Regions from separate parts of the Homo sapiens genome. Here all the other regions are linked to region 2. The links are chromatin contacts, found by Hi-C or POLR2A ChIA-PET in ENCODE. All regions are on one chromosome and are shown on one strand. The core of a region is the stretch at or near the end of the contact, and the rest is flanking DNA. Distances in the headings are between cores, read along the strand shown.

Region 1 (2,700 bases), core at 195-2,694, 1.1 Mb before region 2:
GTTCAAGCTATTGTCCTGGCTCAGCCTCCTGAATAGCTGGGATTACGGCATGCGCCACCACGCCCAGCTGCTTTTGTATTTTTCGTACAGATGGGGTTTCTCCATGTTGATCAGGCTGGTCTCAAACTCCCAACCTCAGGTGATCCGCCCGACTCAGCTTCCCAAAGTGCTGAGATTACAGGCGTGAGCCACCGCGCCCAGCCTGCTTAGGAGTTTTTTTGAGATTTTTTTCCCCCAAAATTTGTATCTTTCAATTAAGGAAAATAGCCTATGGAACTACAGAGACTTAGGGACAAAAACCAGAGCGCCTTACTCCCTCTTGTGCTCTTCCACTGCAAACTGCTAAAAGTCTTAAAACAGAAGGTGACATTTCCGGAGGAAGGACATACCTTAAGGGCAGCTGACTTTTAATTAAAATTTTTTTTCTTTCTCCACTTTTAAAGGATAGGTAGTTGACTTGTATTTATTTATTTTTTGAAAGAGGGTCTCGCTCTGTCGCCCAGGCTGAAGTGCAGTGGTGTGATCACGGTTCGCTGCAGCCTCAACCTCCCAGACTCAAGCGATCCTCCCACCTCAGCCTCCCGAGCAACTGGGATTATAGGCACGCGCCACCATGCCTGGCTAATTTTTCTTTTTTTTCTTTTTTTTGTAGAGATGGGGTCTCGCTCTTTTGCCCAGGCTGGTTTGGAACTCCTGGGATCAAGCGATTCTCCTGCCTTGGCGTCCCAAAGTGTTGGAATTACAGGCGTGACTCACAGCGCCCGGCCTCAGCTCTATTAATGTTAACAAATATGTATACAAACCTAAGGGACAAGCATTAACTTCTTTCCATTTCCCCGACTCCTGCCATCCGTACTTAGCTCCTGAGTCCCTTTATTGGATGTGATTTTGGACCAGCCCTTCCCATACCCAGACCTCAGTTTCCCTATCTGTACAATAATTATACATTCCCTTCCCAACAAAACACATCAAACCTAACGGGCAGAGCTCGATTGGGTTGCAGCAGCGCGCTAAGTAATAAGTAATGAGTCAGGTAAAATGACTGACAACATGAATTCCTCTTTGGCCAAGCCAAAGTCGCCCGCGGCCACACGCTCTTCCGGGCTGTTGTAGGAGGGGCGCGGCCAAGCCACCGGGAGCCACGCCCCCCACTGGGAGCCACGCCCCAAGAGAGCGGGGCGCGCATTCGCCGCGCCCAACCCTGCGGCCTAGGGAAGGGACCAGAATGACGTCACAACCACTTCCTACGTAACACTCCGCCGAGATAAAGTAGTCCCCAAACCATAGTGGGCTCAGTGCCAAACACCGGGCGACGTATAAAGTCCCAGAGTCTGTTGAGACCCGATTATGGTTTTGAGGCCTCGGAGCGACCTTCCGGAACACTGAAAATGTGTCTTTCCCGGGGCCAGCGGGGGAAGTAGTTCCGGCCTACAATAGGCCGATGGGTTCCTCCGCAGCGGAGGAAAGAGGATGGCGACCTCGTCGATGCCGGAGTCAGAGAGGAACGTGGCTACGAAAGCCTCGGGTGAGCTTCGGGTAGAGTTAGGCGGCCCCACCGTACCCTGCCGTGGAGTGAGGTCACACTGCGGGGATACCCGGAGGCGAGGTCCCAGGCCGGCGGGGCTGTCCGAACAGGGCCCCGGGGTCCCAGGCCCTTTAGTCGCTCTCGCACTTGCCTGAGCGGAAACCCGGCGCCACCACAAGATGGCGTCGGGCCTGGAGCACAGGCAGCGCCGGGGACAGCCCCAAATCGCCAGGCCCCGAGACCGTCGCTGTCAGCCGCCTCCGCAGGGGAACCGGGGGGGAGCGAACCACTGACCCAGGGGGCCAGCGGGCTGTACCACCGGCCCTGCAACCCGGGGGGACGCGGGGGCCGAAGGGCTGAACCACTGGGCCCGGATGGGGCTCACAGAGCGGAACGCTCCACGAGAATCGTGGGGGCGAGGGAAAGGGTCAAGATTACCAGCCATTGACCACCCTCCCGGGAAGGGCCTTAGCCTGGGAAGCACAGCTTCTCCGTCAAGTTTTTCCCGAGCTCCCCTCGCAATACACCAGGAAGCTCCGCCCCGTCGGAGACTCAATCTTCGCATCTGCAAAATGGGCGCAGGGGTGCAAATGGGTGGCCGTGGTTGCCGGGGCTGGGGAGATGGCCCACTTGTTCCAGCCACGGTCACCTCTCTTCTCAGAGTGAAGTTCCCAGACCCTACGCCCCGCTGTCAGGCAGCCCGCCGATCAGATGGAGGAGAACGAGGTGGAGAGCAGCAGCGACGCGGCCCCTGGGCCTGGCCGGCCCGAGGAGCCCTCTGAGAGCGGCCTGGGTGTGGGCACCTCAGAAGCCGTGTCCGCCGACAGCAGCGACGCCGCGGCCGCCCCGGGGCAGGCAGAGGCCGATGACTCTGGCGTGGGGCAAAGCTCGGACCGCGGCAGCCGTTCTCAGGTATGGACCCGGCTGGACGGCGTGGGTGGAGGCAAGGACCGCGAGCAGCAGTGCCTGACAGCCAAGAGGAAACAAGGCTTGTTTGTAGCTAATACTTGGTGTTTCTGGTTTACTGTGAGCCAGGCACCAAGCCAAACCCCTAAAATGGATTTTCTCATTTGAGCTTCATACCTTCTAAGACACATACCATTTTTTCCCACATCTTATAGAAAAGGATGCCGAGGTACAGAGTGCAGACAGAGCCAGGATTCAAATCTAGGCTG
Region 2 (2,792 bases), core at 1-2,500:
GATTTTATGTTCATAGCATCATCTTGCCAAATTCCATCTCCCACACAGGGCAAGCAAAATCAGGACCTGATGCTATCTAGCCTTACCAAAGAGAAATGCAATGAAGGCAACGACAAGAAACATGTATTTTACAGAAAGGTTGGCAAATTGCTTACCAAGGCTGCCACCTCTGAAAACCCCATTATATGGGAGTTCTCCATTTGCGGCAAAGATGCACTCACCTTCCCACCTCTTCTTCCCTCCGCTCCCCACCCCCCGACCAGGAAGCCACCGGGCAAATTTCAGACCGAAAAACGTGCTAACACACAATATGGGGGAATTTGGGGTAAAGACACAAAAGAATCTGGCATTAAATGACGGTAAATACTGTGAGAAAATACTCCGATTCTCACCCCCTGATATTTTTTCCTGGGGATCCGGCCTGACTCAGTAACCGGCTCCAACAAACAGATTTTCTTGATTCAAACCCAATTCCCTTCCTAGGGAATCTTGGGTCCTGCCAGGCTCCATAACCAGTGAAGGATGATGAAATGGTTTTACTGCAAAATGGGAGGGGGTTCCCCCACTGCTGTCTCCCAAGGTTAAACCCCTTACTCATCCAGGAGGAGCCAAACACGGGGACTGGGGCTAGAAAACTCATCCGCGTTTGATTAAATTTTAATTTCTGGAAACCAGAAAGCACGGAGCAGAGGTGACAGGGCTGAAGGGGACGTTCTTGCCGACCAAGACGCAGGGAGGGGTCGCGTGGGGCCCGAAGCAGATAGTGAGGGAGGGTCCGGGATCCCCGGCTCCGCTGTCCCTTACGGCACAGTACGGAGTTGCACCCCGCCCGGCCGGCAGGACCTCAGGCGGCCCGAGCCTCTCCAAGAGGTAAAGGGCCCGGCCCCGGAAACAGGGAGGGGCCGCTGCGAGGTCTGGCCTCGCCGCCGGCGGCCGCGCGGAGCGAAAGAGGCAGCGCGCCGCTACCCCACGGGGCCCACCCACTGGGCCGCCGTCGTCGCAGCAGCCAGAGAGGGGCTTCGAGTTTGGGCCCCCGGGGGCCCCGGTCGGACCCCGCGCCGCACTCACCGTGGGAGGGCTGCAGGGAACAAAGACCCTTCCGAGCGAAGCTCCGAGCGAGATGACCTCTTCCTTCCTAAGCCCACTACTCAGGCGGCGGCAGCGGTGCCTGCAGTGGCTGCAGCGGCGGCGGCGGCGGCGACTACCCCGGCTCCGGAATCGGCGGCGGCGGTGGCGGTAGCTCCACTTCCGCTCCGATCGCCACTTCCGCTCCGGTCCTGGCCGCGCCCCGCCCCAAACCGTGTTCTCATTGGGCAAGCGAGGCACGGGGTTGCCACGGCCCCACGGGAGGGGCGCAGACGGAAGGGAGGAGGAAGAAGAGCGAAAGGCAGGGTTGCAGGGGCCGGGGCAGGGCGGATGGCCGGGGGAGGGACCCAGGAGGAGGTGGGCGGAGAAGAAGGAAATGGGGCGGGGGAGCGGGAAAAGGAGGTGGGAGGAGAGAGGGCGGAGCTGGGGGTGGTCAAGATACGGGCTGTGTGGGAATAAGGAGGACTAGGAGTGTGGTCTGGATGGGGATTGCCCTTTCTGCTGGGACTGGAAACGCGCCAGGGCCAGTCCCGGAGATTCGAGGTTTAGCAGTTCCCCCTCCACCCCGAAAGTAATCCTCACTGGGTCGGAGGCCGATGTCAGTCCTCTTACTGTGTGCTTTGGTAATGCTGGAGCCAGGGAAGAACAGAAATTGCTCATCCCTCAATGTTCATTTAATCCTTTCAATCCTTCAGGGTACTTACCTTTTCCTTCTTTGGTAGACTGAAGAGGCCACGTGAAGTGCCAGGAATCCAATGCACAAACGTCTTTTTAAAAAACCTGTGTAGGGTCGAGCGCAGTGGTTCGCGCCTGTAATCTCAGCACTTTGGGAAGCTGAGGTGAGAGGATTGCTTGAGGCCGGGAGTTGTAGGCTGCAGTGAGCTATGGTCATGCCACTGCACTCCAACCTGGGAGACAGAGTGAGACCCTGTCTCCAAAAAAAACCCACAAAAATCTGTGTACATGATTTCTTCTTTAAGATGCCCCCTCGTTGAGGAAGTTCAGGGAAGGAAACAGGCCTCCATGGCTCCCCTCCCCTCCATGACTGCTCTCACAATTACCAACATTCTACTCCTCTGAAGGTAGTTGATTTTGTTTTGTTTTGTTTTGTTTTGTTTTCTGTTTTTGAGACAGAGTCTCTTTCTGTCGCCCAGGCAGTGTCACAATCTTGGCTCACTGCAATCTCTGCCTCCCAGGTTCAAGCAATTCTCCTGCCTCAGCCTCCTGAGTAGCTGGGATAACAGGTGCATGCCACCACTCTCGGCTAGTTTTTGTATTTTTAGTAGACACGGGGCTTCGCCATATTGGCCGGGCTGGTCTCAAACTCCTGACCTCAGGTGATCCACCCGCCTCAGCCTCCCAAAGTGCTGGGATTACAGACATGAACCACCTCGACCGGCTTCAAGGTAGTTGATTTTTAAACTCAGTCCTTCAAAATGCCTCTCGCCTTCCCTCTCTCCTGTTCATTTATTCTTTCAACAAATGTTGAACAGGCTTTTTGCTTAGTGCTGGAGACACAGCAATGAACAAGGCAGGTGGGGCCCTGCTGTCTTGGAGTTTGCAGTCGGGTAGGAGAAAAAGCCAAGTAAATAGGCCTTTGCCGTCTTGCCTTTACCCTTACTTAGCTAAATGACAGACTTCTAATTCACCATTTGGTCTCAGCCTCGCCCGTCAACTGCCAAGTGATCTTTTAAAAATACCATTCT
Region 3 (2,700 bases), core at 130-2,629, 1.3 Mb after region 2:
GCTCTGTCACCCAGGCTGGAGTGCAGTGGTGCAATCTCGGCTCGCTGCAACCTCCGCCTCCCAAGTTCAAGCAATTCTCCTGCCTCAGCCTCCCCAGTAGCTGGGATTACAGGCGCGCGCCATAGTAGAGACGGTGTTTCACCAGGTTGGCCAGGCTGGTCTGGAACTCCTGACCTCAAGTGATCCACCCGCTTTGGCCTCCCAAAGTGCTGGGATTACAGGTGTGAGCCACCTCGCTCGACTGGTTTAATTATTTTCTAAATTGCTAAAAAAGCTGCCTGACCCCAATTCATCTCTTCAATGCTGATTTGAAATACAGTACCACCTCGCCTATATAATAAATCCCTATATATAAATCGCTCTTATTCTGAGTTCTAATATATTTTATCTACCTGTAAGCTCCTGCTGAGTCCCAAACTTTTTAAATTAATTTATTTATTTTCAGAGACAGGGTTTCCTTTTGATACCCATGCTGGTCTCTGACTCCTGGGCTCAAGGGATCCTGCCGCCTCAGCCTACCAAGTAGCCAGGACTACGGGCCCACACTGCTGCACCCATCTTCTATGCTAGTTTAATTGCTATACCTTTATGTTATAATATCTGGTGGTTCTGGAGAGCTAATCTCCCTTATTAGCATTAATTTTAGAATTTTCCTGGCTACTTTCACATATTTATCCTTCTTTAAGCACTTTAACATCATTTTGTCCAGTTGAAAAACTGCCCCCTCCATGGTCCCACCACCGTGATACATCTATCTTTTTTTGTTCTGTTAGTTCAGCCCCTGGTGAGAGTAGCAGGTCTGCGTTCCTGTACTGTCAGACTTAGCCAGAAATGCATTTCCTTAATAATAGTATAAGGCCTTTAAAACTATAAAAATAACAAATATTTGGGTAACGCTGCCAAACCATTCTCTCGCTTTCTCTTCAATAACATTACCAGTCAAATCAGTATTTTCCCACATGAATACCGAGGGGTCGCAGCCACGACAGAAGAGAGATTAAGACTGTACGATTCCTCGTCCCATGCTCTTTCATAGTCAGCGGAACGACTAAACACCTGCACCACCCGAGGCCGTGGAGATGGGCGCCCAGCCGGGGCGCCAGGAACCCGGGCTACGTCCGCGCCCACAGTTTACTTCACCCCGGGGGACCCTGGATGTTCTATGACCGGCCCAGCGGCCTCGAAGAGTGCGGCGAGTCCCTCGCCAGCTCCCAGGCCGCACCAACGCCCCAGCCGGCCCACCACTGTTGGCGCCCTTTACCTGAGGCCCAGCGACCACCGCTCACCTGACGCCGCCCAGCATCCCGCGGCCAGGTATCCAAGGCCGCTTAGTAACCGGAGAGGCGCGTCGGTGCGCCGGGAGGCGTGGCCCAGGACGCAGCGCTAGCTCCGGCCGACGTGATGACGACAGCACGGAAGGCGCCTCTCCGTCGCAGGCGTCAGGGGTAGGCAGCCTGACTGATGTGGGGCTGTACCATTTGGTGCATGAGGGGCAAATCCAAACATAAGGAGAATTAACTTTTCACCAAAAATAAACCCATTTAATTTTGTTCTTTAGTATCAATTACGAGTAAAGACTAATAACAACGGTAGGACCCAAGTGCCCAAACTTCGCTCCACCCACAGGGAGGAGAATAGTGAAGGCTTCCAGCGCGGGGGGGTTGGAGAACGCCCCAGCTTCGATTCCCAAAGCGCAGGAGCAGAGTGGAGCCAGGCGAGGGCGGGGCCGGGCGGAAGGCTGTGCTGGACTATTAGGAACTACTTAACGGAAAAGGGTGCGCAGGTTTAGTGTTGAGAATGATAAACCGTATAATTCTGTTTTATTAACTCCGCATCTTTGCTTGCCATGGTACTAGGCTTGAGCGCCGGCGAGCATGGCGGGGAGTTAGAACTTGAATAGATTCTACAAAAATGTGAAAACTATGAACTGTATTAGGGAGTCTAACGACTAAGCTGGTCAAAAAGGCGCCCCTGTTGAGCAGAGATTTGAAGAGAGAGTGGTATTCATTAAGGCAAAGGCTGGGGAAGGGCGTTCCCGGCAGAAAGAACTGCTTGTGCAAAAGCACCACCAATACAGGTTGCCCTGCCATCGCCATTAAGATGGGAAACCAGAAGCCTGCAACTACCAACAGGCCACCCGACTACCCAGGAAAGCGCTCTGTGCCTGCCTTTAGAGGTGTGTGGATTTGTGAACAACGCTGCAGCAGCCTGGAAGACCCAAACTGAAGATTGCAGAGAGCTCTGACAGTTTTTATTTACATTTATGTTTGTCTTCGAATCTAGGATATTAAAACACATACAACTCGTGTTGCTTTCCACAATTTCTGTCACTGGAAATTTTAAAAGTGGAGACGGGCCGGGCGCAGCGGCTCTCTCCTGTAATCCCAGCACTTTGGGAGGCCGAGGCAGGTGGATCTCTTTAGCCCAGGAGTTTGAGGCCAGCCTAGGCAACATGGCGAAACCCGGTATCTACTAAAAATAGGAAAAATTACCTGGGCGTGGTGGCGCGCGCCTGTAGTCCCAGCTGCTTGGGAGACTGAGGTGGGAGGATTGATTGATTGATCCTAGGAGGTTGAGGCTGCAGTGAGCCGTCATGGTGCCGCCGCACTCTAGCCTAGGCAACACAGTGAGACCTTGTCTCAAAAAGAAAGTGGAGAACAGGGTGATTTGAGAATTCTCTTTGGTCAGATGAAGTGGCTT
Region 4 (2,737 bases), core at 202-2,701, 1.2 Mb after region 2:
CTGCACTGCTACTGCTCCCCTCCATGGGTGGAACAAGAGAAGCCGAGTAATCAGCCCAATAGCCCTCAGACCATGAGTGAGGAAGCCTGGAGACACTCTGAAACTTGGAATCTCAGGGCTGGAGCCAGGGCAGCATAAGAGTGTCCAGACTGGCTGGTAGACAACTCACACCCAATGCTCAGCTTGACACCCCCAACCCCAACACAAGGCAATCTCACAGTCCCCAGGTACACTGGTGGGTGAAGACCCACTGTGTGCAAGGCACTGTCCCAGCAGTTACTTTTTGGTCTTCCTCTTTGGTCCATGGCCCCTTGACAAGGTCTGGATTCAAAACTCTCAGCCACCTGTACTGGCATTGCTGGTCAGTGCGGTTCTGGGAAAAGAACAGAAGAACAAACCAATCTGTGAGAACTTCTGGGACCTCGGGCTGGGGGCCTGGTTAAGTACTAGGCTCAGGGGCCTATGGCCTGGGACTAGGCACACCTTGGGTAGGTGTGTCCTGTTCCATGCAGCCACCACTCACTGCAAGCCCACATGCCGGAACATGGGCGGTTTCCCTTTGCTACACGAGAGGGCAAACTCGGTCCCCTGTGGGAAGCCGCTCCCTACCAACCGAACACAAGGGGCCACCATCACAAGTCTTTAATTCCTTGTACGTCAGGGACCCCTGCTTTTTTCTAGGAGAGCATTTTTATTCCCTGAAGAGTTCAGATTACACAGAAGAGGGGGAGATGAGGAAATGGGGCAGGAAAGGATCTGGTGACATGCTTTCTGAGCAGCCCAGGCAGTAAGACATATGGCAGCTCCTGCCACACCCCCTCCCTCCCAGACACCTGTGGGTCAGGGGTGGGAGGGCCTGAGAAGGAGGTCCTGAGGGGAACCCCCTCACCATCAGGAGGCTCTAAATACTCGAATGTGGTAGCACCTGCCAGCCCTGCAGGGGCCTCACCATGAAGCCTGCTGAAAGCATCACTTCCCCTCAGTTTCAGTCTCACTGTTGAGAAACCGAACACCTGTTCACTCCTGACTTACAGGAAGAAATGCAAATATGCACCACATGCTGCAAATGTCTCAGAGCCTGAAGACCACCAGGCATGCTGAGGAGCTGGAAGATGTTTACAGCAGTGTACCCTGAATGCCAGCTTGGGAAGAGAGATCCTACAAAGGTCCATTTGCCCTGTTTTATTTGGTTTTGTTTTCAGGGGCTGAGTAAGGAACTCCCTTTTCCCCTCCTTGGCAAAGTCTGTCCCAGGCACACTGTTCTCCCAGAGCCCTTGCCCCGAGGGAGGGCCACAGCAGGACTGTACTCACAGGGAAGTGGCTGGCCAGGAACTTCCAGTCCTGCTGTCCAAACTGCCTCACCAGGGCCCTCAGCTGCTCGTCCTGCCAACACCAGAAAGACAGGGGCTCAGCACACATACGTGCAGAAAACCTCAGGGCTGCCCGTGACAGAGCCCAATCTAAAAGAACAGCCTCGTTCATCCATTCCGTCATGAAGTGAATACGTACAAGGTGCCAGGCACTACAGCTGCAGCAGCAGGCAGCAAAAGAGCTGCCCCTGATCTCATGGGAGGGAGCCAGCTGCCAATGGAAGGCTCACAGGAACAAAAGTAAAGCCACCCCCTGCTGGGAGATATGGAGAGGTACGTGGTGACTGCCTACTCAGGGACACTAAGGGACAGGTTCCAAGGAAATGCAGAATAGCTAAAATGGAGGAAGCAAAACAGATCCAAGATGATTTTGGAGGGAACCATAGGGGCCAGACCATTCGCAGCATCAGTTCAACCATCTATCATGCAAAACCACTGATGTGTTTGAAGAGTGGGTGGTCACAGTCAAACGTTCTATGAAGAGAACTTTGTAAAGTTCTCTTTGCCTGCTACAGGGTGGGAAAGGGGCTGGAAGGGAGCCGAGCGGACATAAGGAGGTCATTACTGAACTCAGGCCAGAGCTGACAGTGATTCAGCACTAGAAGCTGGAGGTCTGGGCAAAAACAAGAGTAGTTAGAAGACAGGCTAGTATCTATCAAAATAGCCTCCCGAAATGAACTACCAATTCACGCGATAACATGAATCTCAGTGTCACTATGATGTGTGAAAGAAGCCAGACACAGGAGGGTACATGCCGTATGATTCCATGCACATGAAGTTCTAGAAAATGTAAACTAAGCTATAGGGACAAAAAGTGGTTGTCTGAGGCCAGTGGTGGAAAGGGATGAACAGCAAAGGGGGGCAAGGAATGTCTTGGGGACAATGGAAATGTCCTATAGCCCGGCTGTGCTGGTGGTTCTACTGAATTGTACTACAAATGGTTGTAGTTAATTATATATAAAGTTTTCCTCAGTCAAATCAATTAATATATAAAGAAAATGTCAAGCCAGGCGCAGTGGCTCACACCTGTAATCCCAGCACTTTGGGAGGCCGTGGTGGGCAGATCACGAGGTCAGGGGTTCGAGACCAGCCTGGCCAATATGGCGAAACCCCATCTCTATTAAAAATACAAAAATTAGCCAGGTGTGGTGGTGGGTGCCTGTAATCCCAGCTACTCGGGAGGATGAGGAAGAATTGCTTGAACCTGGGAGGCGGAGGTTGCAGTGAGCCGAGATCATGCCACTGCACTCCAGCCTCGGCAACAGAGCAAGAGTGAGACTCCATCTCAAACAAAAGAAAAAAGAAAGAAAATGTCATGCATATAAACAATGGATATTACTCAGTCGAGAGAATTCTGACACATGCTA
Region 5 (2,700 bases), core at 11-2,510, 1.8 Mb before region 2:
GCTGGATTTAGCCATTCCACAATGTATACATATTTCAAAACATGTTACTTACGATAAACACGTACAATTTTTACTTTTCCTTATGTACGTCTTCATCTGGCTGTTCATTTTTATCTTTTATACTATCTTTTATAATAAACTGGCAATAGTAAGTAAAGTGTTTTCCTGAGAAACAACAAACTGGAAACAACTGTTTAGCAACAAGAAACTGCCTGACCAGGTAGAAGGACGTGGTAGCTCTGTATGTATTGATATGGAATATAGTCTGAGATAAATTGTTTAGGAAAATGAAAAGCAAGTTGCCAAAGAACCCACAGTATGATGTCATTTATGTTGGAAAAAACGCCACAACGATGTGTGAGTGTGCACACTGAATGAAAGAAAATTCTGGAAAGAAACTAACGGCCAGCAGTGTCACAAGGGGGATAGGTAGTTTATTTATTTATGTGTGCGTGTGCAAAGTTCCGTATTGTAAGAATTTGCTACAGCCTGTGTTATTATAAGCTTTGTAATGAAACAGGTAGAAACTGAAAAAGTTTAATTATTCCCAATTCAGTTTAGGTTCTGTCTCCGGAAGACTTTCCCGGATTCCCCAGCCCCCACTCCCCACCCCATCTTACCACCCCCTCTGCCAGCTCTGAGTCTCAATTTTCTTTTCTGTAAGGATTTTCATCATTTAACCTTATTTCTTCTGAATGCACTAAATGGTAGTTATCCTAGCACTTAAGAGGATGTCGGAAACATGGTTCATTGTCTGACCCTTCCGACTCTGACTTGTATGAGCACATTTTGGGGGGAATGTAGGAGTCAGGGGAAGAGGAGTTCCAAAAAGAGACTACTAGAGGGTACAGCTGTCCCGGAAGAGACTTCTGAAGAGAGCAAAGCGCGTCCGACGTTTTTCTCGAGAGGCGCCGAAGTTTTCCGGAAAGAGACGACCAACTGAGAGGTGGGCCCCCAAAGCCGGCTGCGAGAGTCACCGAAGATTTCCGGAGAGCCAAGGAGTCGGGAAGAGCCACTTACTGAGCGTTGCCGAACGTGTACGGAGATAGCCGAAGAGGCGGAAGGCGGGGCCACAAGAGCCCTTCCTGCAGGGAACCTCAGGCTTCAGAGAGCCGAAAAGTTGGGAGGCGTAACCACTTACAGGCCGGAAGTGTCCGGGGTGGACGCATTCGGGTAGCCGAAGAAGTCCCAGGATTGCCGAAGAAGTCCCAGGATTTCCGAAGCGAGCCGAAGCATCGCGACAGTTTTCAGAGACAGCTGATCGGTTGGAGCTGTTGCGCCGAGCAGTCATGGCGGCGGCCAGAGCTACTACGCCGGCCGATGGCGAGGAGCCCGCCCCGGAGGCTGAGGCTCTGGCCGCAGCCCGGGAGCGGAGCAGCCGCTTCTTGAGCGGCCTGGAGCTGGTGAAGCAGGGTGCCGAGGCGCGCGTGTTCCGTGGCCGCTTCCAGGGCCGCGCGGCGGTGATCAAGCACCGCTTCCCCAAGGGCTACCGGCACCCGGCGCTGGAGGCGCGGCTTGGCAGACGGCGGACGGTGCAGGAGGCCCGGGCGCTCCTCCGCTGTCGCCGCGCTGGTAAGGTGGGCCGGGATCCCGGCGTGGGCGGCCCCGAGGCTCTGGGGCCTGGGCGGGTGAGGGACTCCCCTGCGCTCCGAAGCTGGATTTCCCTCAGTTTCTCCTTCTGTGCCTTCTGCGGTGTCCGGCCTTTCGGAAATGTTATTCTTTCATCCCTTTTTTCATTCGTTAAGTCTTAAGAAACCACGTGGCCATGCAGCGTCAAGCTTTTGTCCTGAGGCCGTTCTGCCTGGTTCAAATCTGGGATCTGTCATTATTGCTCAATGTTGAACATGTTTAACTTCCCTGAGCCTTGGTTTCCCCATTTGACTCGTTTCAATTTTCGATCATTATCTTTCCATTTATTAGTTTTAAGAAACATGTAATGACAAGTACTTGCCCCACTGGAGCCAGGCTCCCTGGGTTGAAATACTAACTCTGCTGCTTGTGTAGCCTTTCAACAAGTTATTTAGCCTCTCAGCCTCGGTTTTCTCACCTGTAAAATGGGAGACATAGTAGCAGTATCCATGTCATAGGGATGTTGTGACCATTAGAGGAGGTATGTGTGTCACGTATTATGTTCAAATGTGTGCCTGGCACATAGTGCCCAATAAATGTTGGATTTCATTAAATTGCCTATTTTTTCATTAAACATCATTGTGCGCCAGCACCATAAACTTTGTCCTCAGATGAGAAAGTGACACTCAGAGAGAAGTAACTTGCCCAAGGTTACACGGTTACTAAGTGGCCGGTCCAGGCCCTCAGCTCCTTATGCCTCTGACTCAGAAGCCCTGGCTTTTTACTTTTACGCTTCTTGCCTTTCTTTTATCAGTATTTTTTAGGTACCAGTGGGTACCAGGACATTGTTAAGTGCTGGGAGATCTGGGTGGGGGATATTCAGTAGCCAACAAGCGGACACATTGCTGCCCTTTCAGAGACTTAAGATTTCATGAAGTTATTTGTGTATTCATATTTCTGTTTTCAGCCTCATGATCTGTTTCGTTAAGCAGAGATTGTATTATAGCTGGCTTGTTTATTGCTGTATCCCCATTGATAACATCTCTCAGTTTCTAGAAAAGTATACTGAGCCTGGTTGACTTTCAGTAAAGATTCATTGAGTTTATTGGAGCTATTGTTCCTTGTATAGTA

What was found. Hi-C counts contacts between places; a loop is a spot of excess contacts on that map. ChIA-PET counts read pairs that join two places held with the same protein, here RNA polymerase II (POLR2A). Pooled maps may share reads with other maps.
Region 1: a map of CD4-positive, alpha-beta T cell shows a loop between it and region 2 (4-fold over the local background). The contact joins the promoter of ZNF335 here to the promoter of YWHAB in region 2. A Hi-C loop is called at or near these places in 2 of 168 maps with a recorded cell type or tissue (CD4-positive, alpha-beta T cell and naive thymus-derived CD4-positive, alpha-beta T cell), 2 of 37 single-sample maps with no recorded cell type and 16 of 50 pooled maps.
Region 3: a map of CD8-positive, alpha-beta T cell shows a loop between it and region 2 (6-fold over the local background). The contact joins the promoter of IFT52 here to the promoter of YWHAB in region 2. A Hi-C loop is called at or near these places in 1 of 168 maps with a recorded cell type or tissue (CD8-positive, alpha-beta T cell) and 8 of 50 pooled maps. POLR2A ChIA-PET finds 5 or more read pairs at or near these places in 2 of 52 experiments (activated B cell and activated naive CD8-positive, alpha-beta T cell).
Region 4: a loop to region 2 is called in a map with no recorded cell type, with 6 times the contacts of the local background. The contact joins the enhancer-like site here to the promoter of YWHAB in region 2. A Hi-C loop is called at or near these places in 1 of 37 single-sample maps with no recorded cell type and 2 of 50 pooled maps. POLR2A ChIA-PET finds 5 or more read pairs at or near these places in 1 of 52 experiments (PC-9).
Region 5: a loop to region 2 is called in a map of endothelial cell of umbilical vein, with 6 times the contacts of the local background. The contact joins the promoter of TP53RK here to the promoter of YWHAB in region 2. A Hi-C loop is called at or near these places in 3 of 168 maps with a recorded cell type or tissue (CD4-positive, alpha-beta memory T cell, endothelial cell of umbilical vein and naive thymus-derived CD4-positive, alpha-beta T cell), 1 of 37 single-sample maps with no recorded cell type and 10 of 50 pooled maps.

What each region holds. Positions count from the first base shown.
Region 1 is chr20:45,970,947-45,973,646 of GRCh38, reverse strand. It overlaps ZNF335 (zinc finger protein 335), which reads left to right and starts at 1,444. Exons shown (of 28, transcript NM_022095.4): 1 at 1,444-1,525; 2 at 2,187-2,437. The coding sequence starts at 2,237. RefSeq lists an enhancer at 823-1,042 and a silencer at 1,813-1,932.
Region 2 is chr20:44,884,163-44,886,954 of GRCh38, reverse strand. It overlaps YWHAB (tyrosine 3-monooxygenase/tryptophan 5-monooxygenase activation protein beta), which reads right to left and starts at 1,250. Exons shown (of 6, transcript NM_139323.4): 1 at 1,069-1,250. RefSeq lists silencers at 957-1,506, 1,567-1,626 and an enhancer at 904-1,520.
Region 3 is chr20:43,589,616-43,592,315 of GRCh38, reverse strand. IFT52 (intraflagellar transport 52) reads right to left here and starts at 1,379. Exons shown (of 14, transcript NM_016004.5): 1 at 1,262-1,379. RefSeq lists an enhancer at 1,188-1,257.
Region 4 is chr20:43,680,430-43,683,166 of GRCh38, reverse strand. It overlaps MYBL2 (MYB proto-oncogene like 2), which reads right to left. Exons shown (of 14, transcript NM_002466.4): 3 at 1,312-1,383; 4 at 281-373. Among named protein-coding and RNA genes, the nearest start is that of MYBL2, 15 kb to the right of the region's middle. Within about 2 kb of position 1,451, at least 9 of the 41 ENCODE cell types and tissues checked have a DNase peak (open chromatin) inside an H3K27ac peak, as active enhancers do.
Region 5 is chr20:46,688,004-46,690,703 of GRCh38, reverse strand. It overlaps TP53RK (TP53 regulating kinase), which reads left to right and starts at 1,260. Exons shown (of 2, transcript NM_033550.4): 1 at 1,260-1,572. The coding sequence starts at 1,290. It overlaps TP53RK-DT (TP53RK divergent transcript), which reads right to left and starts at 1,405. Exons shown (of 1, transcript NR_186399.1): 1 at 415-1,405. RefSeq lists an enhancer at 812-1,401 and a silencer at 1,632-1,681.